Linked DNA regions of Homo sapiens: all the other regions are linked to region 1. Evidence: chromatin loops called from intact Hi-C (ENCODE). Cell type or tissue: mammary epithelial cell. All regions are shown on one strand. Links, peaks and the distances in the headings refer to the core of each region. The heading gives the core; the rest is flanking DNA. Region 1 has its middle 30 kb from the start of ACYP2. Region 2 overlaps PSME4 (proteasome activator subunit 4). Region 3 overlaps PSME4 (proteasome activator subunit 4).

Region 1 (10,350 bases), core at 2,130-7,129:
CTTGTTGCCCAGGCTGGAGTGCAGTGGCATGATCTTGGCTCATCGCAATCTCCACCTCCCAGGTTCAAGTGATTCTCCTGCCTCAGCCTCCTGAGTAGCTGGGATTACAGGCACCTGCCACCATGCCCAGGTAATTTTTGTATTTTTAGTAGAGATGGAGTTTCACCATGTTGACCAGGCTGGTCTCAACTCCTGACCTCAGGTGATCCTCCCACCTCGGCCTCCCAAATTGCTGGGATTACAGGCATGAGCCACCGTGCCCTGCCTCTTTTTTTTCCCTTTTTAATAGAGACAAGGTCTCACTCTGTTGCCCAGGCTGGTCTCAAGCTCCCCAGCTAAAGTGATTTTCTTGCCTCGACCTCCCAAAGTGATAGGATTATAGGGGTTAGCCACCATGCCTGGCTGTTTTGTTTCTATAGCTTAAAAAAACTTTCTTTTGGTTTTGCAGCATTTTGAACAGATTTGTCAAATTTGAGAAAACCTCTATCATGTTTCATATATGGTTTATATGATTTCAGGACATTTCAAATTTTCTTGAGCAAAAATAACCTCAAATACTCTTTGAGTTCATCGTATTTTTATAGTGGCAGACAATGAATTCTGTGATATCCTCATTGAAATCAGTGTTCGAGGAGTCTGCCTACATGTGGACCTCCTCAGTTCTGTTTATAATACTGCTATAGTTTGTGCTCCATGAGTACTGGAATTCTGAAAAACTCTATCTCAAAATATCCCCATCGAAAAAGATAAAAAGCACGGTGTATTTGTAATAATAACGGCAGTATTATCAAGTACAGTCCTGCAGTACATATGACATTTCCATCCACAATGCACCTCTAATAGGATGGCCCGCCTAGAAAACGGTAGCCCCATAAGATTATAATATTGTATTTTTATTGTACCTTCTCTATGTTTAGATATATTTAGATACAGAAATACTACTGGGTTGCAACTGCCTACAGTATTCAGTACCGTCACATACTGTAAAGGTTTGTAGCCCAGGAACAATCAGCTATACCATATAGACCAGGTGTGGAGTAGGCTATACCATCTAGGTTTGTATAAGCACACCCCGTAATGCTTGCCCAGTGATGAAATTGCCTAGTGACACATTTCCAACGTTAAGGCTATTCACAATGTTAACTGATGCATGACTCTACATACCTGATGAGAGAGATTTTTTGTTTTCATTAGGTATCTGCTTTTGCTTTTACATGTCTGATGATCTGGTCGGGTGGGTGGTTCTCCTGTTCTGAGTCAGCTCAGCTGATTTCAGTTTCCCATGTGTGGCCACCTGGAGGGGTGACTGGCCACAGGATGATCTGGGATGGCCTCACCGTCATGACTGGCGGTTGGCTGGCTTATCAGCTGAGCTGAGGTAACAGGGATGATTAGGCCACATGTCTGTCATCTTCCAGGAAGCTCGTATGGGCTTCTTCAGAGGGCAGTCATAATTCTAAAGCCTAAGACACAAGTATTTTTCAAGTCTCAGTTTGCTCCATATATGGTACCACAAGAGATTTACAAACCCCCTGTCCTGCCCCAGCCTGGAGCTGCTCTCCCTGAATCCTAACCCTGATCTGACAGGCATATCACAGTAATTAGGAGAAGGGATGCAATATTAAGGATCTCTAATGATGCAGCTGAATTTTGAAATATCAATCAGTTTTCATTATTCCTCATTTATGTTAGTAAACATAATTTGTACACATATATAGCTCTTTTTTTTTTCTTTTTTTTTTGAGATGAAGTCTCACTCTATCGCCCAGGCTGGAGTGCAGTGGTGTGGTCTCGGCTCACTGCAACCTCTGCCTCGCAGGTTCAAGCGGTTCTCCTGGCTCAGCCTCCTGAATAGCTGGGATTACAGGCGCATACTCCCATGCCCAGCCAATGTTTGTATTTTTAGTAGAGACAAGGTTTCACCATGTTGGCCAGGCTGGTCTGGAACTCCTGGCCTCAGGCAATGTCCCTGCCTCGGCCTCCCAAAGTGCTGAGATTACAGGTGTGAGCCACCACACCCAACCTATAGTTCCTTTATAGTACAAGTACTTCCTTATTAAAATAAGATAACTTTCCTCCAATAATCAATTTTTAAACCATTTCTGCATTGTCATGGTTTCACATGTCTTTAAGCTTATTTTGTATAGTTTGCAACCTAAATCTATGCAACATTTTCTAGTACTGACAAACCTACGGTATTTGAGTTATGGGCTGACATTCATGGTCTTGCAGGCAAAACTCAAGTTCCTAGGTAGGACTGAGAAGTGGTCATGGCCAGGCACAGAGGCTCATGCCTGTAATCCCAACACTTTGGGAGGCTGAGGTGGTGGATCACCTGAGGTCAGGAGTTCGAGACCAGCCTGGCCAAGATGGTGAAACCCTGTCTCTACTAAAAATACAAAAATTAGCTGGGCTTGGTGGTGAGCATCTGTAATCCCAGCTATTTGGGAGGCTGAGGCAGGAGAATCACTTTAACTGGGAGGCAGTGATTGTAGTGAGCCAAGATCATGCCACTGCACTCCAGCCTGGGCCACAGAGTGAGACTCTGTCTCAAAAAAAAAAAGAAAAAAAAAATAGTCACTATTTCTCAGGAAAATTACAGAGGAAACTAGAGACTTGCATGATGTGTTGTCATGGCAACGGCTGCCCATGTCGATTCCCAGCAACAGGATCTGTTATTGAAGCGAGCACAAATGTTAGTCTGCTGCCACCCGCCAGGGGTCAGTTTGCGAATGATGTCTCTCTTGAGGGCTAATCAATACGGCCATTAGCTTCCCAGACAGAGACCACAGCAATGGCAAGCCATGTGAAGCTGACACATTATCTTTATTTCCCATTCTAGTTGAAGCTCTGATGGCAGCACACCAGTCTTCTTTGTTCAATGACATTTTATCTGTGAGCCGTAAAGACTTTACTTCCCACAGCTGACCCAAAATGTTCGATTGGGACAAAACCCAATGGATTGCTACTTTCAAGAGAAATCAAGGTTCTAAGTTTACAGAGAACAGCCATTGTTGGTGTGGTCAGCAGCAAACAGGGTGATGGGAAAGGATAGTGAAACCAGGAGGATTAAAAGAACCAAACACATGTGATGGAGAATGACTCTCTACACAAACATGTTAGGAGAGTCTGGCCTGCTGTCAAGAAGCTCCAGAGTCCTGCTGATAATTACTGTTCCCCCATCCCCCCAAAGGCACAATCTGGACAGAATATGCTCTTACATCCCCCCAGACCCTGGGGCATAAACATCTTTAAAACCCAAACCAAATTCTACATAAAACTGGCCAAATCCCATAAAATTGACCTTGAAAACTGACCCAGGGCAGATCCAGGTTTCAGTTTGGAGTAGTCTGATGCTTGTACAGTTTTGAGCGCTCTCTTTAGAAAGAGAATGCAAGATTACAAATGTAAAATTAAGTACAAAAGTGAATATTTAAACAGAACAAGAAATCACACCAAATTATAAATTTTGAAAAGATGAGAAATGTCCCAAATATCCCCAAATATAAAACAATAATGATTTTTTAAAAGTATAATTTCCAATTTATTTTTTTCCCAGAGTATAACGTTTCTTCCATCTCTAAAGGTTCAGCTCCTTACATGGGCTTTGGTGGAGGTGAAAGGTGACCTGATAAATAAGGTTCTACTACTCCAAAAATAGAATAATGGTTTATATATCAGAATTCTTCAAAGCCTAGAGAAGGTATCCATTTAGGGAATGTCAGTTCAAGGATTAAATGCAAATCTTAGTATTCAGTTTATTTCTTTTTTTCTTTCTTTCTTTCTTTTCTGAGACGGAGTCTCACTCTGTCGTCCAGGCTGGAGTGCAGTGGAGCCATCTTGGCTCACTGCAACCTCTGTCTCCCAGGTTCAAGCTATTCTCATGCCTCAGCTTCCTGAGTAACTGGGACTACAGGAATGCGCCACGCCCGGCTAATTTTTGTATTTTTAGTAGAGACGGGGTTTCACCATATTGGCCAGGTTGGTCTCGAACTCCTGACCTCAAGTGATCCACCTGCCTCCACCTCCCAAAGTGCTGGGATTACAGGCATGAGCCACTGTGCTCAGCCTCAGTTTATTTTTTACTCATAAATAACTCAGATTTGATTTCTTCTTATGGGTTTGCTGGAAGTAAAAATCACATTCACAACCACTGAAGCCAGACATTTGATTACTCTTAACAATTAACAGTATTATTTATTAGGAAAGTAATGCTGTAAGAGTCAGCAAAATGGGGCCTGGCTTCCCGGGGCTTTGTCCTAGTCAGCAACTTGCCTTGCACTGCCCTCTTCCTGCCACCTGTGTCCAGCCTGAGCAAGAAAAGATCTGATGCTCAGGGAATCCCTCATTGGGAAAATTTAAATATGGACCGTATAGTAGATGATAATATTGAAATTAGGTTATCTTTTTATTAGATGTGATGATGGTAATGTGATAATGTAGGTGAATGTTCTTATTTTTAGGTGAGGCGTGGGGAATGTTTCCGGATGGAATATTCTATGTCTTCAACTTACTTTCAAAAAAACAATACAGCAAGTCCTCAAATAAGTCTCTTTGTTCAACGTCGTTTTGTTCAGTGTGAGAAAAATGATGAGAAAAAAAATCATTCCTGGAAATATATTCCTGGTCAGGGCCACTGTCTGTGTAGAGTTGCACGTTCTCCTCACGTCTGTGGGATTTTTCTCCAGGTGATCCAGTTTCCTCCCACGTTCCAAGGCTGTGCACATTTAGTTCACTGGCGGGTCCACGTGGTGGCACTGTGAGTGAGTGGGTGCTTGTGGGGGTGTGAGAGTGCACCCTGCCACGGGACTGCGGACTGTCCGGGGCTGGTTGTCACCTTGTGCCCTGAGCTGCCAGGATGGGCTCTGGCCACCTGTGACATTAAACTGGAGTAAGGGGGCAAATCATTATCTTACTAGTTTTTATTCATCTTTCTTTTTTTTTAAATTCATCTTTCTTAAATGTGTATATAGCTCACATTTATCTCAGTGTCTAATACTATGTGTTTTGGGCTTCAGAAGTTTGGTGATGTTTTTGTGACCAGAAATATGCTGAAGAAACTTAACTCTAGTTTATATCAATTAGCCTGTGGTAAAATTGGCTTTGTTATAAGTTGTTTCTCTGAAAGTTGAAGTTTCCAAGAACTTATTGACAACTTTAAGTGAGGACTTACTGTGTATGGAAAAAGAGATAGAGATGTGAGACAGAGAGAGAGAGGTGGGAGGAGACAGGCAATGTGGCAAAAGTTAAAATTATTTGATCTCAGTGAAGAATATATGGCTGTTAATTATATCATTCTTTCAACTTTTTTGAAGGCTTGAAGTTTTTCAAAATAAAATGTTGGGAAAAATATGTATATATATATATAAAGACTATGTATAGCCTCTGACCTCTGGTGACTCTAAAAGTTTCTTTGAGTCACTTTTTATTTTTATTTTTTTGAGACAGAGTCTCACTCTGTTGCCAGGCTAGAATGCAGTGGCGCAGTCTCGGCTCACTGCAACCTCCACCTTCCAGATTCAAGCAATTCTCCTGACCCAGCCTCCAGAGTAGCTGGGATTACAGGTGTGCACCATCAGGCCTGGCTAATTATTGTTTTTTTTAGTACAGACAGGGTTTCACCATGTTGGCCAGGCTGGTCTCAAACTCTTGACCTCAGGTGATCCACCAGACTCAGCCTCCCAAAGTGCTAGGATTATAGGTGTGAGCTAGAGGGCCCGGCACAGCCACTTTTACATTTTTTGCAGAACTGGAAGGCTAACACTCATAAAGACCTCTGCACTAGACATGTGGTGGTCAGTTATTGATTAGTTCAGGCCTTGTTCCTCTAAAACCTACACAGTGAGGGCAGGCAGGGGAGAGTGAGCTGTGGGGAGGACTTCAGATGGGAGAGGGAGAGCCAAAGGTGGCTGTTCCCTTGGCTCATGAGTCTCACAAGCGGGTGTGGGAAGTGGGTAGTTAAGCATAAAATATTCTCCAAAGAATATAAGGTATTTAGGAGATTAACATATTTCTCTTTTCTATATTTTGCTGCATCATTTATTATCATTTTGGTCTGAGAACCAGGTCTGTTTCCCTCATTTCAAAGAGCAACTTATTACATCAAGGAGCTGGAACTAGCATCCTAGGAGTTTCCAATGGGAAAGACAAATTGTGTGTGTGTGTGCACGCGCGCGCTAGTGCGTGTTTGCTAGGCATTTGAAACAAGCGCAGACTGCTACAGGTTCATAGATGAAGCCAGTGTTTCCTAAACTCTTGTTCCCATTTAAACTGAAGGATTTTTGTGGTCAAATGTTTGGAGACACTGCATATTAAATTATCTTCTTCAGATTCAAAGCACATTTGTAAATTATAATTCTGGGAAGTCCCACAAAAAGGAAACCTGGGTAAATGGTTTAGCACAGGATTTTCCAAACTTACCAGGATACTTATAAAACATTATGCCATAGGATACCCAGATCTACAGGCAACTAGTAGAGCTATTTTAAAATAATTATAGATTAACGTTTTCTACTAAATTCTGACAGTCTATGAGCAATTACTTTCTCAGAAGCAGCCTTTGCACACACTATTGTGTTTAAGGTATGGGTAAGAATAGGCCAGTTAGAGTTTAAGGAACCAATGTAACATGAATAGAAATCATCAATGAAAACAAAGCATTTGAAAATTATAATATTAATCCATGGGAAAGTTTGCATTAGGGAAACACACTTGTACACATGTCCAGACAAATATCTGTTTTAGAAATTAAAGTGTACATTTGTTATTTTTGGATGCTAAATGTTTCTAATCTTCTTGGCATTGACCTGCTAGTTTCATTCACTTTTTTTCTTTTCTTTTTTTTGAGATAGGATTTCACTTTGTCACTCAGGCTGAATTACAGTGGCGCCATCATGGCTCTCTGCAGCCTTGATCTCCCCAGGCTCAAGTGACCCTCCCTCCTTAACCTCCGCAGTAGCTAGGATTATAGACATGTGCCACCATGCCTGGCTAATTTTTTCGTATTTTTTGTAGAGATGGGGTTTCACCACATTGCCCAGACTAGTCTCAAACTTCTGGGCTCAAGCAATCTGTCTGCCTTGGCCTCCCACAGTGCTGGGATTACAGGTGTGAGCCACCTAATTTCATTCTTGAATACACCTCTTTCTGCTATTATCTCCTTCTTCATTATTGCCCCCAACTTTTCCTTAAAAGTATTGCTCAAGACATATGGATGGGTGAATAAGTGGATAAAGGGACGGACAGATGGATGGATAGGTAGCAGGACATTAAAACTGAAGTTTCAACCAAGATACTGAGAAAAAATAGATGTAAGATGCTAGAGACAGATTCCCGAACATGAAATTTACAAAGGAAATTTTTCCAAGACTCTCACACAGATTAAGGATATAAAAAGTGGCAGGGGAAGAAGAGCAGTTAGATTATGCAAAGATGGGAGAACTTTTTGGAGGAGGAGTTCTTCAGAGAAGGTTGTGCTGTGACACAGATCCTACCTCACCAAGTAAGGGGTACTTCCAGTAGATTCTTTGGACAGTTTAATACATGGCCCCTGCAGCTGGGAGTCTTTGTGGACTGGCGTCTAACTCCTCTCTGGAAAGGTGAGAAGAGGAGGGATTAGCAACTCTTCTAGTGGAGCCAAAAGCGTGTTGCTAGGTTAGAATCAGCCTGTATTCCAGAGAGTGTTAGGGCAAAGTAATGTGTTTTCCCCATTCCTCAGAAGAGGCCCAGAGAGAGAAAGCCAGCATGAGGTCATGTTGGATCATGTTCAACAGGACTACTTAGAGGAGTGGAGGGACCTCAGCTTCAAGAAGCAGGAGGCAAGCTGGATTACTGTGAAATGGGTCACAGGCCACTGTCCCTCCTGCTGCAATGAAAGGGGCCCCACAGGGAGTCTCAAAGGAGCCCGTACGTTATTCACCAGAGAGTCAACCTCAGGTGTCTGCCAGGGCCTGCGAGCACAAAGCCTCTTACTCTGCCCTCTCCATCTCCTCAGCGGGGTCAGAGACTAACTGGCAAACTGAGCCTGGGGTGGAGGTGGAGGGAGAGAAGACAACCACACCCCCTTTCTCACGGCAGGCTTCCAGTCTGCCCCAGGGCCAAGCTGCACAGGAAGAAGAATCGCCTCTAAATCAACTTCCGAATTCTGTTCAACATCTTGGACTGGATATTCTAATTATTGAATTGAGACTGTGGCTTAAAGTGACCATAGATTGGCCTATTAATTAAGATTAAGCTGAAAAGTTATGGAGTCTGCCAGAGTTTTCATTTCAGATTGGGGAAAGGTTATTCCCACTTAGTATATCAGAAAGAGTACAGTGAGGACAAGGACAAAGTTGTGTTTTGACCACACACATTCCTATCGGTCACCATAAAACATTCTATTCTATCTGTATTCTGAAGCCCTACAGCCCACAATTGCATGTTCAACAGACAGCTGAAAGACTGTTAGATAAGACTATTAGATAAGAAAGTAAGAAAGATAAGATAGTAGGAAAGATCAATAAAGTGCATTAACAGGACTTCTATGCTAATAGGTTTCAGATATTTCTTGGGAAAACTAGAGCTGCTCTCGAAATGGAGTTGAGAAAGTTTGTTCTATCATTGGATTATTAGCTCCTTACAGCAAAGGACTAGCTCTTATTTATAATTTTACTTCCCAATATTTAGCTTAATTATTAGAGTTCAGAGCTGATACACTAAGCAGTCAATGAACCTTGAATAACAAATACTAATTGAATCAATGTGTTAACTTGCTAACTAAGTATTTATTTTTAATATTAAAAATGTTGGCCAGGCTTAGTGCCTCATGCCTGTGATCCTAGCACTTTGTGAGGCCAAGACAGGAGAGGAGATTGCTTGAGGCCAGAAGTTCAGATATATATATATATATATCTCCTGGCTATTAAGTTTATTACTATTTTTCAACATACAAATTGTATTTTATGGCTGGTGCAGTGGCTCACTCTCGTAATCTCAGCACTTTGGGAGGCTGAGGCAGGAAGATTGAGGAGTTCGAGACCAGCCTGGGCAACATAGTGAGAACTTGTCTCTACAAAACAAATTAAAAAATTAGTTGGGCATGGTGGTGCATGCCTGTAGTCCCAGCTACTCAGGGGGCTGAGGTGAAAGGATCGCCTAAGCCCCAGTGGTCAAGGTTGCAGTGAGCCGTGACTGCACCACTGCACTCCAGCCTGGGCAACAGAGTGAGACGCGGTCCCAAAACCAAACAGCAATTACTTTTGCACCAACCTAATATTTCTTTAACATGTTCATCAAGTCACTTAATAATTCAGCATTTTTCCCACTGAATTAAGGACTTTTTAACTATTAAAAAGTTTGCTCAGCCGGACACGGTGGCTCATACCTGTAATCCTAGCACTTTGGGAGGCCGAGGCAGGCAGATCGCTTGAGGTCAGGAGTTCGAGGCCAGCCTGGCTAAGATGGTGAAACCTCGTCTCTACTAAAAATACCAAAATTAGCAGGGCATGGTGGCGGGCACCTGTAATCCCAGTACTCAGGAGGCTGAGTCAGGTGAATCTCTTAAACCCAGGAGATGCAGGTTACAATGAGCCAAGATCACACCACTGCACTCCAGCCTGAGCGACAGAATGATACTCCGTCTCAAAAAAAAAAAAAAGTTTGCCCATGTGTTCTTCACTGTCTAATAACTTTGATGATGAGAAAATGTTGGGAATCCTCTTCTTGGCATTCAAGCCTATCACATTCTGCTCTCACCCTGCCTTGCCCCTTTATCTCCTGCTTTTCTACTGCATGAACCTCTTTTGCCATGAAACTGGGCTACTTGGCATCCTCAAAAAAGTGTTTTCGGCCAGGTGCAGTGGCTCATGCCTGTAATCCCAGCACTTTGGGAGGCCGAGGTGGGCAGATCACGAGGTAAGGAGTTTGAGACCAGCCTGGCCAATGTTGTGAACCCCCGTTTCTACTAAAAAAATACAAAAATTAGCTGGGCGGGGTGGCGTGCGCCTGGATTCCCAGCTACTCAGGAGGCTGAGGCAGGAGAACTGCTTGAAACCGGGAGGTGGAGTTTGCAGTGAGCCAAGATTGCACCACTGCGCTCCAGTCTGGGCAACAGAGTGAGACTCCGTCTCAAAACAAAACAAAATGAAACGGTGTTTCCTCCCTTCCTGCCTTTGCCAATCCTGCCTAGAGTACTCTAGGATTCTCTTACGCCTGGACCGCTCTTCCTCTTTCTCTTTGCCTTTTGCCCTATTTTCCTTTGCAGCTTATCAAATCCCTCAACTCTGTTCCCCTCCTCTGTATCATTGTCCTGGGCCACTCCATGCACGGGACTTCTTCCTCTGACTCTTGAGATCTGTTAGGCAGCACTTG
Region 2 (10,350 bases), core at 2,683-7,682, 220 kb before region 1:
GACTAATTGGCAGGAAACATGCAAAGCATAAAGAAACTACCCATGCAAATAAAACGACCAAGCCCAGGAATCATGGATATTGATGTATTACTTAATACTATGTTGAATGTAAAAAATCTTGATAAATCATAGTGCAATGTACAAGCTAATTTTATTAAGCACAAACACAAAACTAAAATTACCATCCTCTCTCATTCTTCTAGAATTCATACATGTCCAAAATAATGAACTCCTAAGATAGGTTTTAGTCTGAACAATCAAGTAACATTCCTAAGTATGTCTGCTATGATGGGTACAAAATAAAACCAGTTAAACTCTTCTCCCTTCAGTATCCCAACCTGGCTAACTAGGATCTTACTACTTTTCTAACCTCAGGGATGCTATTTAGAAACAGAGAATGTTATTTGAATGCCCTTTCCTTCATTCACTCTGGTTACCAGAAAAGCAAAGTTGATTCCGTTCGGATGAAATACTTATACTGGATTCTTCATTTTAGCTAATGGTTTATCTTTTTAAAACAGAACTAGCAAGTATCAAGTAATTTAATTAATGCAATTTCTTCAGTTCCCTGTGCTTTCATAAAAACAAAACAAAACAAAAACAAACGAAAAAACAAAAAGCAAGAAGGCTAGATAACTTATTATTCAGTCCAGGAGTTGAGTATGCCATCAGAATTCTGTTTAGAAATAACTTCAAGAAAGTTTTCCAGTTCCCACATATTCCACTTCCCAACCACTTGCAATAAAGCAGTTCCAGTATATGTTATCAATAATGGTAACCATGAGTCCCAGAAACAATCCACAGAAAAATACTCATTAGCATTTGGAGTGGGAATTCTGATCAAAATTATATACCTCTCTATAATAAATTAGCTACTGCATAAATAAATGCTAGTTCATTTCCAGGCATTTGGCTATATGAATGGAGATTACAATAGGTTTGGGCTGCATTGAGACCATCAGAGTTATACCTACCGGAGAAATGGTCTGAAACTGAAAACAAACAAAAAACCACAAATCATAAAGGATTCTAGAGATCTAGAAGAGGAAATCAGGACTCATCAAAGTTCCAGAACTAGCTAGAACCATTCAACAAGGCTAAAACTAGTATATCTACAAAATCCACAAGTGAGCGAAATTGGAAAAAACATTGGTAGTAGTAAAAAAATGGAAAATCTGCAAATAAATAAGCAGGGCTAATTATAGATCATGAATTGGCTATCAATCTGCCCTGACACTGGCATTCTTCTAATACACTCTTATTATTGCAATGCAAATGGATACATGTGCACTTTGAGGAAAACAGCAAATATGAGAGCTGTTAAAATGTTCTTTAAAACAAAAAAAGCTCCTCATCTAGGCATCTCTCACTCCTTGGAACTGCTCCAACAAAAGAAGAGTTTTAAAGCATAAAGGTATGAAAATGTGCACTGCAGTGTAATCTGTAGTACAGGAAACTGAAAACAACCTTGATGTTCAAAAGGAATACTTAAAACAATTAGGATATACTGAGAAGACGAAGTCTACAAAAACAGTTATGAAGGCCACGTAGAAAAAGTTACTTTTCCTGTGATGATAGCTCATGATTTTTTTATTTTTGTGAGACACGGTCTCATTCTGTCACCTAGGCTGGAGTGCGGTGCCGTGATCTCAGTTCACTGTAACCTCTGCCTCCCACATCAGCCCCCCAAGTAGCTGGGACTACAGGCACGTACCACCACACCCAGCTATTTTTTTCTATTTTTTGTAGAAATAGGGTCTTTCTATGTTGCCCAGGCTGGTCTCAAACTCTTGGGCTCAAGCGATCCTAAAGTGCTGGGATTACAGATGTGAGCCACTGCGCCTGGCCAAAATTAATTTTTTAATAAAACAAAATTGCTCTTTAGTCTTTCTGGCCACACTCCTAATTACCAAAAGTGGCCTGCGGCTTAAAGGGCTTGGTAATGACAAGTATTTCAAATATTTGAAAACAGCTTTATCATATATTTGCACCTAAACTTTCATTTACATTAATAGGTGAGTAAATTTTCCTCCTACATTTTGAAGGACAATCTGCAGTCTTTGCTTTCTAAAGGATCCATTCAGAAACTAAAGATTTATTTGACCTTATAAAAAGATAAATAGGCTTTTTCTTCTCCTCACTTCTCATCCACCCTCAGAGAGTGGCCCATACTGTCTTCCATGCCCAGTCAACAGTGACTTCCAAACACAGGTCAGCCTCTCCCCTCCTCCTCTAGTAAATCTTGTTACCACCCTTAACACAGTTCCTGCTGTCCTCATGCTTTTTAACACACCATATACATGTTAAGAACTATCTTAGACCATACAAGCCATGCAACTCTTTTCTCCACCCCCTTTCTCCTTTTCCCTCCTGGTAGAAAATTTCATTTTTCCTATTGGTAAACAATTAATTCATAGGACAATGTCACTAGGGAAATATCAAAGTAATAAGCGACTTCCAAACCCAGAATCAGAATCACCTGGGAGCATGTTAGGCACTCAGATTAAGGTACCCTCTTTTTAGGTCTGTGGTGGGATTCGTGTGGTTCTCAAACCTGGCTGAACAACTGAATCATCATAGAGCTTCTAATACTGTAATGCCTAAGCACCCCTGCCAGAGAAGTTTTCACTGAGGAACAGAGAGGGCACCCAGTATCTTACATCTTTGTTTAAAGTTCCCATTTAGGAACCATTGCTAAGGCAGTTTCATACAGCTTAACTAAAAAAAGCTGAAGTGGTCAACATACAACATAAAGCCTCACTTCTCAACGTGTGGCCTCAGGACCAGGAATTGATATCATGAAGTGGGAACAATGAATTCCCTGTACATTTAAACAAAATCCCCTCATGATTCTTAGGCACATCAATTTAAGAACCAATCAGTTAGGATCAGGCACGGTGGCTCACACCTGTAATCCTAGCACTTTGGGAGTCCGATGCAGGTGGACTGCCTGAGCTCAGGAGTTTGACCCCAGCCTGGGCAACATGGTGAAACTGTCTCTACTAAAATACAAAAATCAGCCGGGCGTGGTGGTGCATGCCTATAGTCCCAGCTATTCTGGAGGCTAAGGCATGAGCATTCCTCATGGGAACATGGGAGGCAGAGGTTGCAGTAAGCCAAGATTGTGCCATTGCACTCCAGCCTGGATGACAGAGCAAAACTCTGTCTCCCACACCTCCACACAAAAACAATCAATCACCTAGGTCAGTGCTAGGTGAACTTTCTGTGATGATGGAAAAGTTCATCGATATTATTCAGTGTGGTAACCACTAGCCACATGTGGCTCAAGAGTATTTAAAATATGCCGGTGAGACTGAGGGAATACATTTTTTATTTAATTAAATATAAATAGTCAGATATGGCTAGTAGCTACTGTATTGTACAGGGCAGATCCAGATAATTTATACTGGTCAGAGGACATACATTTACAGATACAAATCTATGGCTGCAAAAGGAAATCCACAGGAGTCACTGCCTACAGAACTGTCTTCTCCTCTTAATGAAGACAAAAGCCAGGTGTTAAAAAGAATCCATTTATTGGGTTTTAAACTAGTTACACAACTGAAATCAGTTTGGCACTACTTTATACAGGGATTACGCCTGTGTATGCCGACACTTAAATACTGTACCAGGACCACTGCTGTGCTTAGGTCTGTATTCAGTCATTCAGCATGTAGATACTAAAAATATACTGTAGTGTTCCTTTAAGGAAGACTGTACAGGGTGTGTTGCAAGATGACATTCACCAATTTGTGAATTATTTCAACCCAGAAGATACCTTTCACTCTATAAACTTGTCATAGGCAAACATGTGGTGTTAGCATTGAGAGATGCACACAAAAATGTTACATAAAAGTTCAGACATTCTAATGATAAGTGAACTGAAAAAAAAAAAACCCCACATCTCAGTTTTTGTAACAAGATAAAGAAAATAATTTAAAAACACAAAAAATGGCATTCAGTGGGTACAAAGCCCAAAATCACTATAATAAAGAACTACACGTGAATCTTTACAAATTACACAATGATGTTGTGTAAAAGGTTGCATCTGTACAATGTCTTGCCAATGCTATCTCTACAGTTTATACACTCTTTTACATTTATATAACATATTAAACAAATCAATTAAATATTAAGCCTTATTAGTCTCTCAACGATTCTGCAGGCAAAATAAAAAGGGAGAGAGAATAAAATAAATTAAAAAATTACAAAATTTCCACAAACACAGCAGTCTTCCATTTAGGTGAAGTATAATAATTTTCAGAGGGTCAAAAAATAGTTGTAAAGAATACAGGGAAAAAACAGCCAGTCAGGGTTTTTATTGTTGTTGCTGTTTATTTTTAAAATCACACATTGAATACACACAACAATCAGATTTCTTCACCAAACCCCCAATTTTTTAGCAACTGGCTCTATTCAGCACCAAAAACTCCAGTCTGTGGGAAGTGCACAGACACAGACTTCACTTCTGTGTCTTGGTCGAGCAATCCATCAGGTCATTGGTTAGGTTCAGGACTTGCCCTCTTTTCCTTCCCTCTTCATGGCTCTCCAGACCCAAGGTTCTCAAGGCTTCAGATTTATGGCCCACAGCCCCTATTACCACCTAAATCCAGCAGCCATTTGGGAAGAATTCAAAATAATTTGAGATGAATGAAATGACAGGACCTGTATTACAGATGGGTATTCTCCATTCCAAGTAAACTGTTTCTTAATGAGTTCTGAGACTCTGGTCTTGGATGCCATGATCATACTGGGTAATTATTTCTAGTCTGAGACTTTGTGACTTTGTCAGATGCCTCAAAAAAAAAAAGTGATCAGTATTCTGGAAACACTTCCGGACAAGTTGGGAAATCAAATGGCAACTGAGAAGCTGTGGAATGCAGACTAACGAGATCTAACACAGAAACCACCAAAATGATGAGAGCTCAGCAGAGGCAGTTTTAAAACTTGCAGAGAGCCACCACAGATGGTACCTGAGGGTGTGGAATTTTTGATGAAAAGAGCCTGAAGTGAGGACTAGTCATCTGTATCAGGGAGGAAAAAATTTCAATTAGGTAACAAGACATCCAACTCTAAAAGCCTAATAAATGAAATTTTTATTCTTCCTATTCCAGTAGAAAGGCTTCTGGGTACTCCCTCTTTAACAGAATGGGTGTAAGAATCCAGATCAAGTTCTCACAACTTTTAGAACCCAGAGTCCTCAGGGCCACACAAAATGTCCCAGCCCCACCCAGGAGGCAACCAAGAATAAGATGTATTTTCCTTTATCTAACTATTCCCAGGCTGACACCACTCATCTACAAAGGTCCAAAAGCAGTCACACATTTTCTCTGCTTTAAACCTAAAGCAAGGAGGCACAGCAAAATTCTCATTTCCAATGGCCGTAGCAAAAGCCATGTTTAAAAACAAACAATCCCCGCCATCCAACTTTATCTAAACACTGACATCTAAGAATGTCAGCAAAAAGAAAAAAAACAATAAATATCTAGTTCTCAGTCACCAAACCAATGTAAATTCAGAACTTTGCTGACTTACCTTTCTATGCATAATAGCATGGTGACACAAGAAGATCGGTGAGAACAAGCAGTTGGTCATCAGTGAATTGCTGTTTATGTTCCTGCCAGTTGTCATGGTGAGTCCTTCGGAAATTGGATAAGGTTTTTTTTACAGTCATCTGTAAAGTAGACAACCCACATACGTTTTAACCTCTCTGGACAACCAGGATCATATGTAGGATACTTTTAGTTAAATTACCGTCCCTCTAGACTTCAGATCTCACACAATACCAAGTTCTACAAAACCAAAAAGCCAATGAGAAGGACAAAGTGAATGGTCTTTTGAGTTACTAAAAATGCCATCATAATTTCCTATTTAATATTAGCTTCCAGTAAAATACTTTGCAGTGCTAGAAAAATAGAAACATAAAATTTATCACAACAATATTGACAGTACTTTACTTCCATTGGACTGGGAGGGATAGAAGCTACAATAATTTCCTCACTACCAAAAGATCTCAAATATCCATGGCAGCAAGGTCTCTGTAATTTTTTAATAATTACTGGTGAGCAGACTAAGCCTTGGCAGAGGCAGCAGCTTTATGAAAGCAGTTAGTTCAGAGTGTATAGGAAATTATTATTATGGTTTCTTAGAAAACATCACTGATAATACACGTACAAACTAATAAGGAAGAACTGTACCTCAATAGGCTGAGGATCATTTAGATGTGCACTGAGATTCATGAGGAGCTGGGGCATCCAGGTGGGAACATCGTAAGGACTAGAAAGAACACATGCACCAAGTCCTAGCACCCCAGCATGGCGTTTGACCAACTCTGCAAAGAGAATAGCAACATTTGTGCAAATATATATATGTCTCTAATGCACTTGTTACAGTGAGATAAAATTAGTTTTCAATTGTGTTGTTTTCAATATGTGAATTTCTGCATTTAAAATGAATCTACATGTAAACACATCAAATACTTGATTTTGAGGCTAAACTAAAAATAATTCTGTATTTAAGAATTTGTCAGCTGGGCACAGTGGCTCATACCTGTAATCCCAGCACTTTGGGAGGCCAAGGTAGGAGGATCACTTGAGGCCAGGAATTTGAGACCAGCCAGGGCAATAAAGTGAGAACCTGTCTCTCCAAAAATAATTTTTAAAAATCAGCTGGTGGCCAGGCATGGTGGTTCATGCCTATAATCCCAGCACACTGAGAGACCAGGGCGGGTGGATGACCTGAGGTCAGGAGTTCAAGAACAGCTTGGCCAACGTGGCGAAACCCTGTCTCTGCTAAAAATACAAAAATTAGCTGGGTGTGATGGCATGTGAAGTCACAGATACCCAGAAGCTGAGGCATGAGAATCATTTGACCAGGGAAGCAGAGGCTGCAGTGAGCCAAGATCGCACCACTGTACTCCAGCCTGGGATACAGAGTGAGGCTCCGTCTCAAGGAAAAAAAAAAAAAAAAAAAAGCTAGGCATGGCAGTGCATGCCTGTGGTTCCAGCTAGACAAGAGGCTGAGGCAGGAGGATCGCTTGAGCCTGGGAGGTCAAGGCTGCAGTGAGCCATATTCAAAACCACTGCACTCCAAGGAGGGCGATAGAGGAAGACCTTACCTCAAAAAAAAAAAAAAAAAAAAAGGATTTTTAAAGACTTCCATAGTTGCTTATCAATGACAGCATAATTGTACCTAGGCCAGTACAATCCCTGATTCTAAAACAATCTCCAATCAAAATTAGCGTGGTTTTTTTTTTCTGGATGTGACGCCCCTACCCAGAATACATCAATTCATTAGTAAACACATCATGTATGAAGAATGTCTATTTCTTAAAACAGAGAATTGCAGCATGTCTGTATTCTAAAGAGTCTCTATTCTTTCTGTAGTAGTGTAAGTTAGTTCTGTAGTGGTGTAAGTGGTTTCAAATTCTCAGTTCCTCAATAAAGGTGTGTGTATTCACATGTTTTAAAGCATATTACATTTGTATTTGTGACACATGGAAAATAGGGAGTTGAAGGTAAGGAAAAGAGAATTTGGACTGGTCAAAATTGTGAACAATATCATTTGGTGTAACAAAAGACCTAAAAATACTTTGGTGCTTTATCATTAAAAAAACAGAGTTCTCAGGCCAGGTGCTGTGGCTCACGTCTGTAATCCCAGTATTCTAGAAGGCCCAGGTGGGTGGATCACTTGAGGTCAGGAGTTCAAGACCAGCCTGATCAACATGGTGAAACTCTACTAAAAATACAAAAAATTAGCCAGGTGTAGTAGCGCGCGCCTGCAATCCTAGCTACTCGGCTAACAGGGGCATGAGAATCGCCTGAACCCAGGAGGTGGAGGTTGCAGGGGGCTGAGATCATGCCACTGCACTCCAGCCTGGGTGACAGTGGAAGATCCTGTTTCCAAAAAATATATATTATAAAATATATTTATAATATATATATATATGATATATATTATAAAATATATTTATAATATATATAATATATATTATAAATATATTTATAATATATATAATATATATTATAAAATATATTTATAATATATATATAATATATATACATACATATATATATCCCAAAAAGCAAAGATACTAGAATGTACATTGATATTTTATTGGATTCTGTTACTAGGTAACTTTATGACATAATTAAGACACTAATCAGCAGTAAAAGCTTTATATTTAAGCACTTCCTCTAAATTCAATAAAATTCCTACTTACTATTAATCTTTTTATGTATTTTCTATTATGATTACAGTTAACATGGCAAGATGCATCTTTGTAATCACATTTACATTTCTTTTTAAACATGACATAGTAGTCAGATCTTATTCTCGTGTTTATCTTGTGTCTATATTCAATTAGATTGGAAGCTCCTGCAATGACTCCGCACCCTCTCACCAAAGGACTAATGAAGGACCGAATAATCCCCTCTCCAAATAAAAAACAAGGCTTGCTTTAGTTTTTTCTGTTAGTACATCTACATTTAAGTTCTAAATTCCAAAACAGGTTTTTCAGACCCTCCAAAATAACTAATTCTGAATATCTCTTTTTTATGAAGCTATTCTGGGCGGAGGGTAGACTGAATACAATAGTTGTTAGGTAGCAGTTCTACAGGTTCCTTTCTATCTACCTCAATTTTAGCTTTTCTACATTCCAAGTCCTGCTTTCTATATGCAAAACTCCTCAAAAGTAGGGAAAACTTTTCCCAATACCTAGCATAGACCTGGGCACATACATACAAGTTATTCAATAAATATGAGTAAGCCTGGTTAACCCTCATTAATTCCCAATAGGATACAGGTGTTTCCTACCAGCAATGTTACCTGCAGAAGGAATGGTATCTCCTACAGAACCAGGGTCTCGCTTTCTTTTCTTAGGTAGTTTTGTTTTGCAAAGTTGCTCAAAATGAATCTGCATAGGACTGTCCATGGTAAGAAAGTTACACTGTAGCAGACCGCTTAAGGTAGTAGCAGCCATTTCTCGAACCTGTAGATATAATAATTTCTATTAGGACTGACATTCTAAGTCTGAGGGAATAATGGAGGATAGGGGGTAGTGTGGGAACTGGGGTGAAGACCTTCCCTGAAATTGCATGCAAATTTTGTGTATGCTCTTTGGCAGTTTCTTAATAGAGATTTCAGCAGATTCTCAAAGAGTTTGTGGCCTCATAATGGATAAAAACTACATTAGGGTTATGAGCATAAACTTTTATCTCTTTTAGCAAAATTAAATTTCTCCATAAATTATTTTCCCTACTGATAGCTCTCATCAGGGCTATAACTGTAAAAGCAGTGCCAGAACCTGACATTAAGATCAAGTTTTTCCAGACTCTACATCTCTGAAGGCCACTGCTATAGCTATTTTTGTTAGTAACAAAGACACAGACCAACCTAATTTCTGTAATTGGCATACATCATGGAGACTTACATCCTATGTGATTCTTATGAATTTCACAGGCTGCTGTCAGATCACAAACACAGTTTACAAAAGTACTAAATGAAGCGTGTACACAGTCCATTTCAAATTGGAATGGTAACTCAACTTTTGGGAAAACAAAAAAGCGGTAAAAAGACATTGTTTCACATATAAATCACAAACATTTGTTTAATATTCATAATACACAATGATAATTTTAAAAAACAGATGTTTTGCTCTGTTGTATTCCTTCAAAAGGTTTCTCATAATTTTATCATCGTCTGTCGAGTACGTAACATGTTCTTTGCTGCGTTCATTACACTAGCATATGAAATACATCATAAAATGTTTTACTGGTTGCACTATTTCCTATAAAGCTTATATGCCACAATTTCTTTTCTTTTCGTTTTTTTTTTTTTTTTTTGAGATGGAGTCTCGCTCTGTCACCCAGGCTGGAGTGCAGTGGCGCAGTCTCGGCTCACTGCAAGCTTTGCCTCTTGGGTTCATGCCATTCTCCTGCCTCATCCTCCCAAGTAGCTGGGACTACAGGCACCTGACACCATGGCTAATTTTTTTTTTTTTGTATTTTTAGTAGAGATGGGGTTTCACCGTGTTAGCCAGGATGGTCTTGATCTTCTGACCTCGTGATCCGCCCACGTCAGCCTCCTAAAGTGCTGCGATTACAGGCATGAGCTACCGCACCCAGCCACCAAAGTTTATTTTCATAAATACTGACTAGATTGCTTTCATATTCTCAGTACTATGCTATATTCTTAATTTGTGTAACTTTTCATATTACAGTATATATTTTCAATATACTCCATTTTTATTTTTTTATTTTTTGTAGACACAGGTCTCACTTTTTTTTTTGTTGCCCAGGCTGATCTCCAACTCGTGGGCTCAAGCAATCCTCCTGCCTTGGCCTCCCAAAG
Region 3 (10,350 bases), core at 1,959-6,958, 140 kb before region 1:
AAAAATTCCCCATCATACTTGGGATAAAGTAAATTCTTCTCTTGTCTAAGGGAATTTTTCTAAACACTATGAAGTTGATAAAACTCAGATAAAATACAAGTCACTCAGTTACCTATAAAATTAAACAGAGTTTTTGTCTTACTTCCTTTGTGCTATGTAACAATTAAAAAAAAATCTTGTCAAAAAGAATCCAGTCTAAACAGGAAAAGGATTACCAGTAGACGAGAAAGAGAACATCAGTCCAGCAATCTCTAGGCATGTTGAATAAACCATTTACCTTCCTTGGAACACAGAGTCCTCCCCTATACGAGAAGACTAGATGATCTGGTCTACAGGCTGTGATATTCCATAACTGTATGATATGGACAGGAGTGTCCCTGGACAAAATTAAAATCCAAAGTGTGCATATACACACAAAATGAAGGTAAATAAAGAGGATACATGTAAAACTGCTAAATACACCTTAATGGGCTTTTTTTTTTTTTTTTTAAAGACAAGAGTCTCACTGTGTTTCCTAGGCTGGACCCAAACTCTTAAACTGAAGTGATCCTCCCACCTCAGCCTCCCAAGTAGCTGCTACTACAGGAGAGCACCACCGCACCCAGCCTTAAGAGGTTTAAAATACAAACAGCATATGAAAAATTCTGATTCTTTCCAAATAAGTTGGGAAACTCTTTCAAATAGACTTATAGGCTTGGCCCACACAGCATATTATTAATCCTACTATATCTTCATATACTTGTGTTAATTAAAATCATACTGCAATCTTCTATGTGAAAAATAAAATTATATTTCTAAGAATACTTCTGTTGAGTTCACAAAGCGTTTATGTGTCAGGTCCTTGTGTAACAGGTTGGAATTTTAAAAAAACAAAAACAAACTATGCTCCACCTTCAAAGATCTCACATATCAAGGATCAATTCTCCTTCTTAAGTTTTCTGATTCAATTGTTAACCCTGTAATCCAAAATAAAAACTTGGGAGTTCTATGAATTACCTATGAGCCAGTAAGTATTGAAGTGATAATCAAGTTTCCAGTGAGGAAACACAGGCCAAGAAGGTAACTGCCTCGCATAAAATGACACTGTTCATTGGTGGCTTATGACTCAGGGTGAACCTTAAGTTGCTTGAGAGACAGATATCTCATATTCCGAAAATACATTTGCCCAACATTGAGTAATACAGAAGGTCAGCAATAAATATCCGATTTATTAAATATGTATTTAAGATGAGTATTACAAGCATATAATACATGGCTTTTCACCAAAAAGGAGTCACTGATTCCATATCATCTAAACAGTCTTAGAATAACTTGATAACAACACAAAAAAAGTTCAAGTACGTAAAATTGAGCTTTAATTAATTAAAATTAAAGATAACCAAAAAAATTAAAATTAAATTTTATCCACACTCATCTTTGATCATATGAATATAGGATAATTGGCTGGGAGTGGTGGCTCACACCTATAATCCCAATGCTTTGGGAGGCCAAGGTGGGAGGACTGCTTGAGGCCAGGGGTTCAAGACCAGCCCGGGCAATACAGCAAGGCCCCACTCTCTACAAAAAATATTGAAATAAAAAGAAAAGAATATGGGATATTTAAATATTCTACAGAACATAGTTGAAAAAAGTTATGAACCACCTTCTTGGCATTACTCCTATTTTTTGTCTGAATAACAAATAACAATACTCTAGGAAATGCTTCCAAATAAAGATGATTTTATGTAAAGTATGGTATTCTTACTTTACAATGGATGACTTTAAAATTTCTAAATTTCTAAATGAAATCTGAGAAGTTCAGTTAATGAACTGGAAACGGTATGTTGTGCTCAGTGACTAACATCACAATGTCAGGAACTATTTATACTTTTCATTTCCTTTTCAAACCATACTAAAGATGTGGAAAAGCCCACAGAAACAACAAGAGGCTTTATAAATTGAGAAGCTACTTACGGTCGGCAGCTTTTCACGAGTGTTTTGAGAATATTTTCTACAGAACTGGGGGGGGAAAGCCATTTGATAATTAGATTGGTGTATTTTAAGAACATATCTAATTCAATTAATAAATATCTATAAGATAACCTCACACATTCAGGTATTATTTGTTTACATGTAATAATTGAGCCTTCCCTTTCATACAAACGGAACTGCAAGGATTAACTACCTAAACTCCTTAATCTACTCTTTCCTTTGCCCTCATTTCGCTGTCTCTGGTATGAACTAAAGGGAAAAAAAGGTTACACTGGGAAAAGAACAAATTGTTTTCAGTCTTTACAAGGTAGGCAGCAATGACCACACACCATATTTATCAACACAGTGGCTTAAAACTTCAAATAATTTTTACTAAAATACTTTTACATCAAAACACAAGCAGCAGACAGACCAAAATCTGGGTGTTTCCATCAGAAATTAGCTTTCACAACCAATTGATGAGAGTTCGATAACCCTCCCAGGCACTTTAAGGCCAGCAACAATTATCAAAAAGAACAATAGCATCTCTTTGAGCAGATACTTATAAAGTTAGTCGAGTAACATTAAAAATTATAACTTACTTTACAACATGTAGTTGCCTCAAGTGAATACAGGAGACCAACATAAAAATGTGTGTATGAATTTATAATCCACATTTCTTTTTTAATAAAAAGGCCAATGTGTACTGGTTTAAACACGTGACCAGAATGGAATATTTAAATATTTACTAGATCATAGTCAAGCGGTCAAATGCAAACAAACAATATAAACAATGGAGCACTAGATAATTTTGAGCTGGAATTTTAAAATACGTGTGTGACTACTTACAGTATGATATGTACAAGTAAAAATAAAATTCCCCAAATCTCAAAAAAATTTATATATATATAATATATATTTAAATATATATAATACATATTTAAATATATATAATACATATTTAAATATATATATAATACATATATAAATATATATATACATATATATATATATATATATATATATATATATATATATATATATATATGAAAGGAGTAAGTTTCAGGCAATGTCTCCACCTGACACTTTCTTATTAAGCTTTTTGAAATTCTTAAGTCCAGAAGTCTATCCAACTTCTCTGAAAGTTTAGGAACTAATCTGCAAAGAAATTCCAAGGAATAACAGAGAGCAAACTCATCACAAATAATCAACATATTATATAACCAAGAGAGGAAAACTATAATCTCATTACTTGGAGCAGTAGAAATCCTCTTTAATTTCAAAACTACTCAGAGAAAAATTAACTGAAGAGGCAACTAGATTACAACACATGAGATGACTTCTAAAATAAAAAAGAAACTACATGGCCAAAAGGCCATCAATAAGCACTGTCTCTGATCATGAGAGGGAGGTTCTTCTTTTTCTTATGAAAAGGCTAAGCAATTCAAAAACACAGTTTAGAGAAAATCTAAGTTTGCCCATTAAAAAAAAACAGGGCAAACTTCTATCCAACTACGTTTAAAGCTCCCTGAAGACCACAGCTATGATTTTTATTTCTGGGCACTTCCAAAGTGCTTATAAAAAGGCTATCTGCTCATATATATTTATACTTATCTGTCTATTGATTTGTAATAATAAACATTTTATATCAGAGTAACAAAAAGCACAGATCTTGGGTCTTCTTTTAGTAACAAAGTATAGAATTAACAGCTAAGGTTTAAAGAGTCATCTAGTTTTAAACTAAATTACTCAATTTAAATGAAGATTTTTAAAAGGTAATTCTAAAATTGTAAACTGTTTATCCATGAAAATGAGCATAAGATACATAATTCTATCAGTACTAATGCTTGTGTTCTCATTAATATTACATTTATTTTATTGGTTCTGCGCTACACAGAAAACCTGCTGTTTTCACATACGACCTTGCTATACCAATATACTTTCGCATAATGTCATAAACGATTCTAGAAAGCAAGTCATAAAAGGCTGCAAAGCTACATGTTTTCTTCAGTTCCCTTCACGCTTCAGAAGAATAGGAAGTTAATTATAACACTTGATAGAGTCACTTCACTTATTAGAGGATTAGGGTATGTGGGAATGCAATTTAGTTACTCTAAATAAAGTCAATTTCAACCCCTTCTTAAATATAAGGCCTGTACCATTGGATTTATGATGTTTATCCAGAAAAGGGTACAATCTCTCTAACCTGTGATATCTGTATAGTGACCTTTTGTGATTCTTGTAATCTCTCAAGATGAAGGGAACAATGTTTCTGTTTAAAAATAAAATAAAAGGTTAAGGCTAGATGCTACTAGACTACATTTCACTAATTTTTAGAGGGAGTGAATAATCACTAAATACTTTCCAACTGTTGGAAATGTATAATACTAAAGTGATAACAATTCAAAACACTTGTTTTTTTTTTTAAAATCAAAAGGGATCTACAGAGTAACTAAGCTTTGGATGGGTTTTCTTATACCCTATTTCCTCTTTAAAAAGATACATCAGGTTGAAAAAGAAAGCCACAGTAGTGCATATAATGGTTTACAGTTTGGCCTTAGAGTCAGACAGATCTTAATTTGAGTATCAGTTCTGCTACTTCCTAGTTATATTATAGCTGTTTTCTCATCAATATAAGCAATAATACCTACCTCTCATAAAGCTGTTACAAAAATTAAATGAGATAAGGTATAGAAAGCAGGTATACGGCCCAGAATTAAGGATAATAAATGTTAATTATTATTTCATACTTAGCCATAATAAATTGTATTCTCAATTTCCTTAAGAATTAAACTTTTGTGCTTATTTTGCTCTTACTGCCTCTGAGTAGCTACTAATTTATGATTTAGGAAATCACATCAAAATAGGAAATTCCTCCCCAACTGCCACCCTATTATTAAGGGTAAAAAGAGAGTTCTTGTCCCAGTTCTTAAGCTCTTGTTCCAGTTTCAACCAATGATTCTGTGTGAATTTTCCTCTCTGGACCTCGATTTCCTTATGATGCCATTAACAAAGTAAATGTCAAATACTAACAGATAAGCCTGAGGAAAACCAATAGTCTTCGCCTCCAGTTACTGAGACAGTGAACCATATAAACTTGCAGATTTATGCCTCCTGCCCCCTTGGCTCTACCAGGACAATATTCACTTCTAAACCAGGGAAAAGTATAGCAAATGATATATTCAAGATGAGAGTAAACTAGGCTGCTCATAGCCAGAAGTACTTGCAGCTTCACTTGACAGTTCTTGAACTAAAATTTAACTTCAGAATAATATTTGCTTTTTCATAAATGAACTGGTTTTAACTGTAATGATGGACTATTCTGTATATATCTGCCTTCATCCCTTTATAATTTAATGGTAACTGTTTATACAGTATTTCTTTTTCTTAAACCTGTGCCAGGCACTTCATCTAGAAGTCAGTTATACTTGCCTTCTCTACACCCAAACAAATCCACCGTAAGTTAGTTAGACATTATCCATCTCATATCTTATCTTCAAAATCTAATATTGATTGCTCAGTTAAACTAGTAAGTAGTCATTTTTCATTGCCACTTCACTCAAAATTAGGGCCAAGATAATTTCACCATAAAGAAAGGTATAAATACGCCAGGTGCAGTGGCTCATGCCTGTAATCCCAGCATTTTGGGAAGCCGAGGCGGGTGGATCACGTGAGGTCCAGAGTTCAAGACCAGCCTGGCCAACATGATGAAACCCCATCTCTACTAAAAATACAAAAAATTAGCTGGGTGTGGTGGCGCACACCTGTAATCCCAGCTACTCAGGAGACTGAGGCAGAAGAATCGCTTGAACTCGGGAGGCGGAGGTTGCGGTGAGTCCAGATTGTGCCACTGCACTCCAGCCTGGGCAACAACAGCAAAAAAAACTCCATCTCAAAAAAAAAAAAAAAAAAAAAGGTATAAATAATAAGTATAGCATTTTCCTTGCTGATGCACATTAACATTGACTTTTCATTAAAATTACTTTTAAAAAGTATACTTTTAGGGCAAGGGTTAGGAAATTATAATAATCCTTACCACTCATGTAAAAAGAGCATACATAATTGTTTTAAATGACAATAAGCCTGATCAACTTGAACTAAGTATTTTTTAAAATTGCTTTTAAAAGATCAGTTTTTAAAGAAAGAACACTGTAGCACAGAAACAACTTTTGTGAGAAACACTATCAAAATCATTAATAAAATCTGGTAAATTTTTTTTTTTTGAGATGGGTGTCTGGCTCTGTAGCCCAGGCTGGAGTGCAGTGGGATGATCTTGGCTCATTGCAGCCTCTGCCTCCCAGGTTCCAGTGATTCTCCTGCCTCAGCCTCCTGGGTAGCTGGGATTACAGGCATGCGCCATCACACCAGGCTAATTTTTGTGTTTTTAGTAGAGATGGGGGTTTCACCATGTTGGCCAGGCTGGTCTCAAACTCCCGACCTCAGATGATCCATCTACCTCAGCTTCCCAAAGTGCTAGGATTACAGGTGTGGGCTACCATGCCCAGCCGAATTTTGTTAAAATTTTAAATTTCCAAATAAAAGAATATTTTTTAAATAAATAGGATGTTCTCCAAATACTACATTAAAAAATAATTGTAAATATCATATTAATAATCGTGGTTTACAACCATAAAATCTTTTAAATTTCAACAAGTTTTAGGAGAAATTTTTCTCACCATTTGATTATCATATTAAATTTTGTAATTACATATCATCCATGAGCTGCTGGTAGTAATTTAAACTCCTAAGCATGGCCACATGTGCCAAGAAACCCCAAACAGAGGTCTGGAAAATGTCATTTCCATGTGGTGAGTGTGGGGAGCTGAGGACAAAGGATTTAACTGTATCTTAAAGAGCACCAATTCAAATAGCTCTTTAATAAATCAATAGAGAAACAAATGCCATAAACAAATACCAGAAAAATAAAATATCAAATTGGTTCTCCAGAGGCAGATTAATATGAAAAAAATGAAAATATAATACTATATGATACCCTTAGAACAATACATGTAAAAGAGAATAGATACTTTTAAAAATAAATTTTAAAAAGTAGTAAACAAGTTATGTAGGCCCAAGCTACTCATGATGCAAATATGAAAACCTTTACTACCACCCACAAAAACCAAATTAGTGGTAATACTAAATAAACAAATTTATACACATAGCAACTGAAATATGAATTGTTTGTGCCCATTTGTAAAAGCATACCTATGCATAATTCTCCCATATTTTGTTAGTAGCAACACCATTAGTATGTTGCCTATACTATAACTTGCAATATGCTACTCAAAGTAAGTGTATGGGACATTGTTTTATAAAATAAAACCATGTCCATAAGATTCAAAAGCTTCATTTATAAAGTAAATAATAATTCTTATATCGCTAACAATTAGTTCACACTCATCTCCTTTCCAATTTTACTTCTTCTATTGAATAAAAAACACTACCAATTCTTTCTCCAGTAGAAAGTAGACTGAGATGAGGATAAAGAGACTAAAAAGGGTCTTTTGTCCTAGAGGCAAAAAGACAGACAGAAAGCTAGAAGGAGGAAGGAAGAGAAGAAAAGAGGGAAACAAGGATAGGAAAGGGGATGAAGAGAGGATGGGAAAGGTAAAGAGGAAGGGAAGAGAGGAAAGTTGATAATCTTTGCTTCAAACAATAGAACTAGCTTTTAAAATCATGTTGAAACACATGCCGCTCTAAGCAGTGATTTCAATAAGGACTAAAACATAAGGCACATGAGTTTAAAATTTGAAAGACAGTTAACAAATTAAGCAATCTTTCACTTTTGATTATAAAAATAGCATTCTAAAAATAGTATGAACACATGTAGTCAGCTGACAAAACTGTTTCAAAATGTGGCAGAATATATCTAAGAAGAAAAAACTCAAAATTGTCACAGTGTAGGTAATGAGTATAGGTAGGTTATATGATTTATAAATTTTATTTTAGAATAATTACAATTACAAAATGAAATGCTGAGTCTGTTAAGAGTTGAGAGTCAGTGCTGTGTTTCAGTCACAACGTCTCTTCAAAAGATCAAGAACAGCCATGGTAAAACTTTTAAGGACAAGGATGATGTGACACTTTAGGAAGAGACATGGTAAACATAATCAATAAGCACTGACTGACCAATACTAATAGAAAATTTCCAGACAAACAGCTCTTATCACTGAAGAGGAAAGCCATAGATACTTATTAATGACCACAAAGGACTTTAAAAGCAGCATGTGCCTTTGCAAAGGTAGACCCTTAAGGCAGGAAAGTAGGACGCTTGGTTATGAAGCAGCAAGAAGGCATACTGAAGAACAGGGTATCACTGAAGAAACCGCCTTACCTCCTCCTTTCATTTACAAAATACTTTCAGAAGCAGCCAAAATTATCAGCAAGAAACATCTCAGAAGGATAACTGATCTGAACACAGTTCAAAGGTCCCTGAGATCTATGAAATAGTGAAGCCTGTCTATGGCCATACCACCCTGAATGTGCCCAATCTCATCTGAAATGGTGAAGCCAGTAAGAAATTCCCTGACCTCTTATTTAAAGAAGACTCAGTCAAACCAGTATAGGTCATGGTCCCTGTGGCAAAAATAACACCCAAAAGGAATATTTACAATCAAAGCTTTTGTATTCAATTTTGAGTTTTCTTAAAAAATACTGGGGCCAGGTGTAGTGGCCCATGCCTGTAATCCCAGCACTTTGGGAGGCCAAGGCGGGAGGATCACTTGAGCCCAGGAGTTCAAGACCAGGCTGGGCAACACAGTGAGACCCTGTGTAGAGACCCTGTCTCTACAAATAAAAAATTTTAAAAATTAGCCAGGCATGGTGGCACACGCCTGTGGTCCCACCTTCTCAGGAGGCTGAGGCGGGAAGACTGCTTGAGCCCAGGAGGTCAAGGCTGTGGTGATGCAAGATCTTGCCACTGCACTCCAGCCTAGGCAACAGAGCAACCCTGAAAAAGGAAGGAAGGAAGGAAGGAAGGGAGAGAGGAAGGGAGGGAGGGAGGAAAACCTAACAAATATTGGTAAAAGCATACTTGCACAATGCACTATTCTATTTCGTGATAAAATTTGCTATTTTTATGGTTGAAATGAGTTTCCTTGTTTTAACACATGAAACTTTCAAGAAATAAATGACTTCTAACCACCTTACTTGTGCAAAACTGTCCAAAAACCAATTAGGACCTAAGTTGAAGATCATGTTTTACCTCTTCCACTTACACCATTTCACATTTGCCATCTGCACTCATTTTCAAAAAATTCTATGGTAAGGGACAAAGACTGTTGACCTAAGTAAAGGCTGAGGGTTAATCATAGATTAAATGAATTTAACAAGACATAATGAAATAATGTAGACATGCCTAAGACTGAGAGAGAAAACTGCAGAAGTCTTTAAAGACTTAATTTATAAAAAAGAAAAAGGAAATTAATACAGGCATAGAGAATGGTGCTCTTCAAGAAATGAGTACACAGGCTGGGGGTGGTGGCTCACGCCTGTAATCCCAGCACTTTGGGAGGCTGAGGCAGGGGGATCACGAGGTCAGGAGATAGAGACCATCTTGGCTAACATGGTGAAACACCGTCTCTACTAAAAACACAAAAAAATTAGCCGGGCGTGGTGGTGGGCACCTGTAGTCCCAGCTACTCGGGAGGCTGAGGCAGGAGAACGGCATGAACCCTGGAGGTGGAGCTTGCAGTGAGCTGAGATCGCACCACTGCACTCCAGCCTGGGCGACAGAGCGAGACTCCATCTCAAAACAAAACAAACAAAAACACTGAAGAGGCCAGGCGTGGTGGCTCATGCCTATAATCCCAGGACTTTGGGAGGCCAAGGCAGGCAGATCACCTGAGGTCAGGAGTTCGAGACCAGCCTGGCCAACATGGCGAAACCCCATCTCTACTAAAAATACAAACATTAGCTGGGTATGGTGGTGCATGCCTGTAATCCCAGCTGCTCGGGAGGCTGAGGAACGCGAATCACTTGAACCCGGGAAGTGGAGGTTGCAGTGAGCTGAGATCACACCACTGCACTCCAGCCTGAGCGTCAGAGTGAGACACCATCTCAGAAAAAAAAGAATGATAAGCCAAACGTGCTAAAACTGAGAAAATTTAAAGCTAGACCACAACTGGACAGAAATGATACCTGTCAGTCTAGTATGAAATCACTATTAACCAAAAAAGGGCAGATGATATTTTATTATATAAACTCAGAATAAAATATAAAACCAAAAATTAGCTATCAAAGAGGCAGGATGTAGGTGCAAGAAGTCAATGATCTGCAAGAGAGATGCAGCCTCAGATACAGTTTATAGAGGGCAATGAATTGTTTCAGGAGTCAAATTACACAGAAATAGGCACATTAAAATATCTGCTTGTTTCTTTCAAACAACTCAATATTTTT

The links. Peaks named below come from ENCODE experiments on the same cell type or tissue, not always from the same donor. Only the 100,000 strongest peaks of a DNase experiment are listed, where the experiment ranks them.
Region 2: a loop joins it to region 1, with 2.8 times the contacts of the local background. A loop is called at or near these places in 1 of 110 quality-filtered maps.
Region 3: a loop joins it to region 1, with 8 times the contacts of the local background. A loop is called at or near these places in 1 of 110 quality-filtered maps.

The regions. Positions count from the first base shown.
Region 1 is chr2:54,080,522-54,090,871 of GRCh38, forward strand. It overlaps a transcript of ACYP2 not described here. Among named protein-coding and RNA genes, the nearest start is that of ACYP2, 30 kb to the right of the region's middle. RefSeq lists enhancers at 1,109-1,548, 1,171-1,465 and a silencer at 2,551-2,845. In mammary epithelial cell, for the core only: a CTCF peak has its summit at 4,294; no DNase peak of the experiment used is centred there; H3K27ac peaks cover 810 bases.
Region 2 is chr2:53,860,550-53,870,899 of GRCh38, forward strand. It overlaps PSME4 (proteasome activator subunit 4), which reads right to left. Exons shown (of 47, transcript NM_014614.3): 44 at 8,827-8,989; 45 at 6,198-6,331; 46 at 5,536-5,674; 47 at 3,520-5,024. The coding sequence ends at 5,540. Among named protein-coding and RNA genes, the nearest start is that of GPR75-ASB3, 5.8 kb to the left of the region's middle. In mammary epithelial cell, for the core only: no CTCF peak of the experiment used is centred there; a DNase peak (open chromatin) is centred at 4,912; H3K27ac peaks cover 1,324 bases.
Region 3 is chr2:53,938,003-53,948,352 of GRCh38, forward strand. It overlaps PSME4 (proteasome activator subunit 4), which reads right to left. Exons shown (of 47, transcript NM_014614.3): 4 at 1,954-1,998. Among named protein-coding and RNA genes, the nearest start is that of PSME4, 28 kb to the right of the region's middle. In mammary epithelial cell, for the core only: no CTCF peak of the experiment used is centred there; no DNase peak of the experiment used is centred there.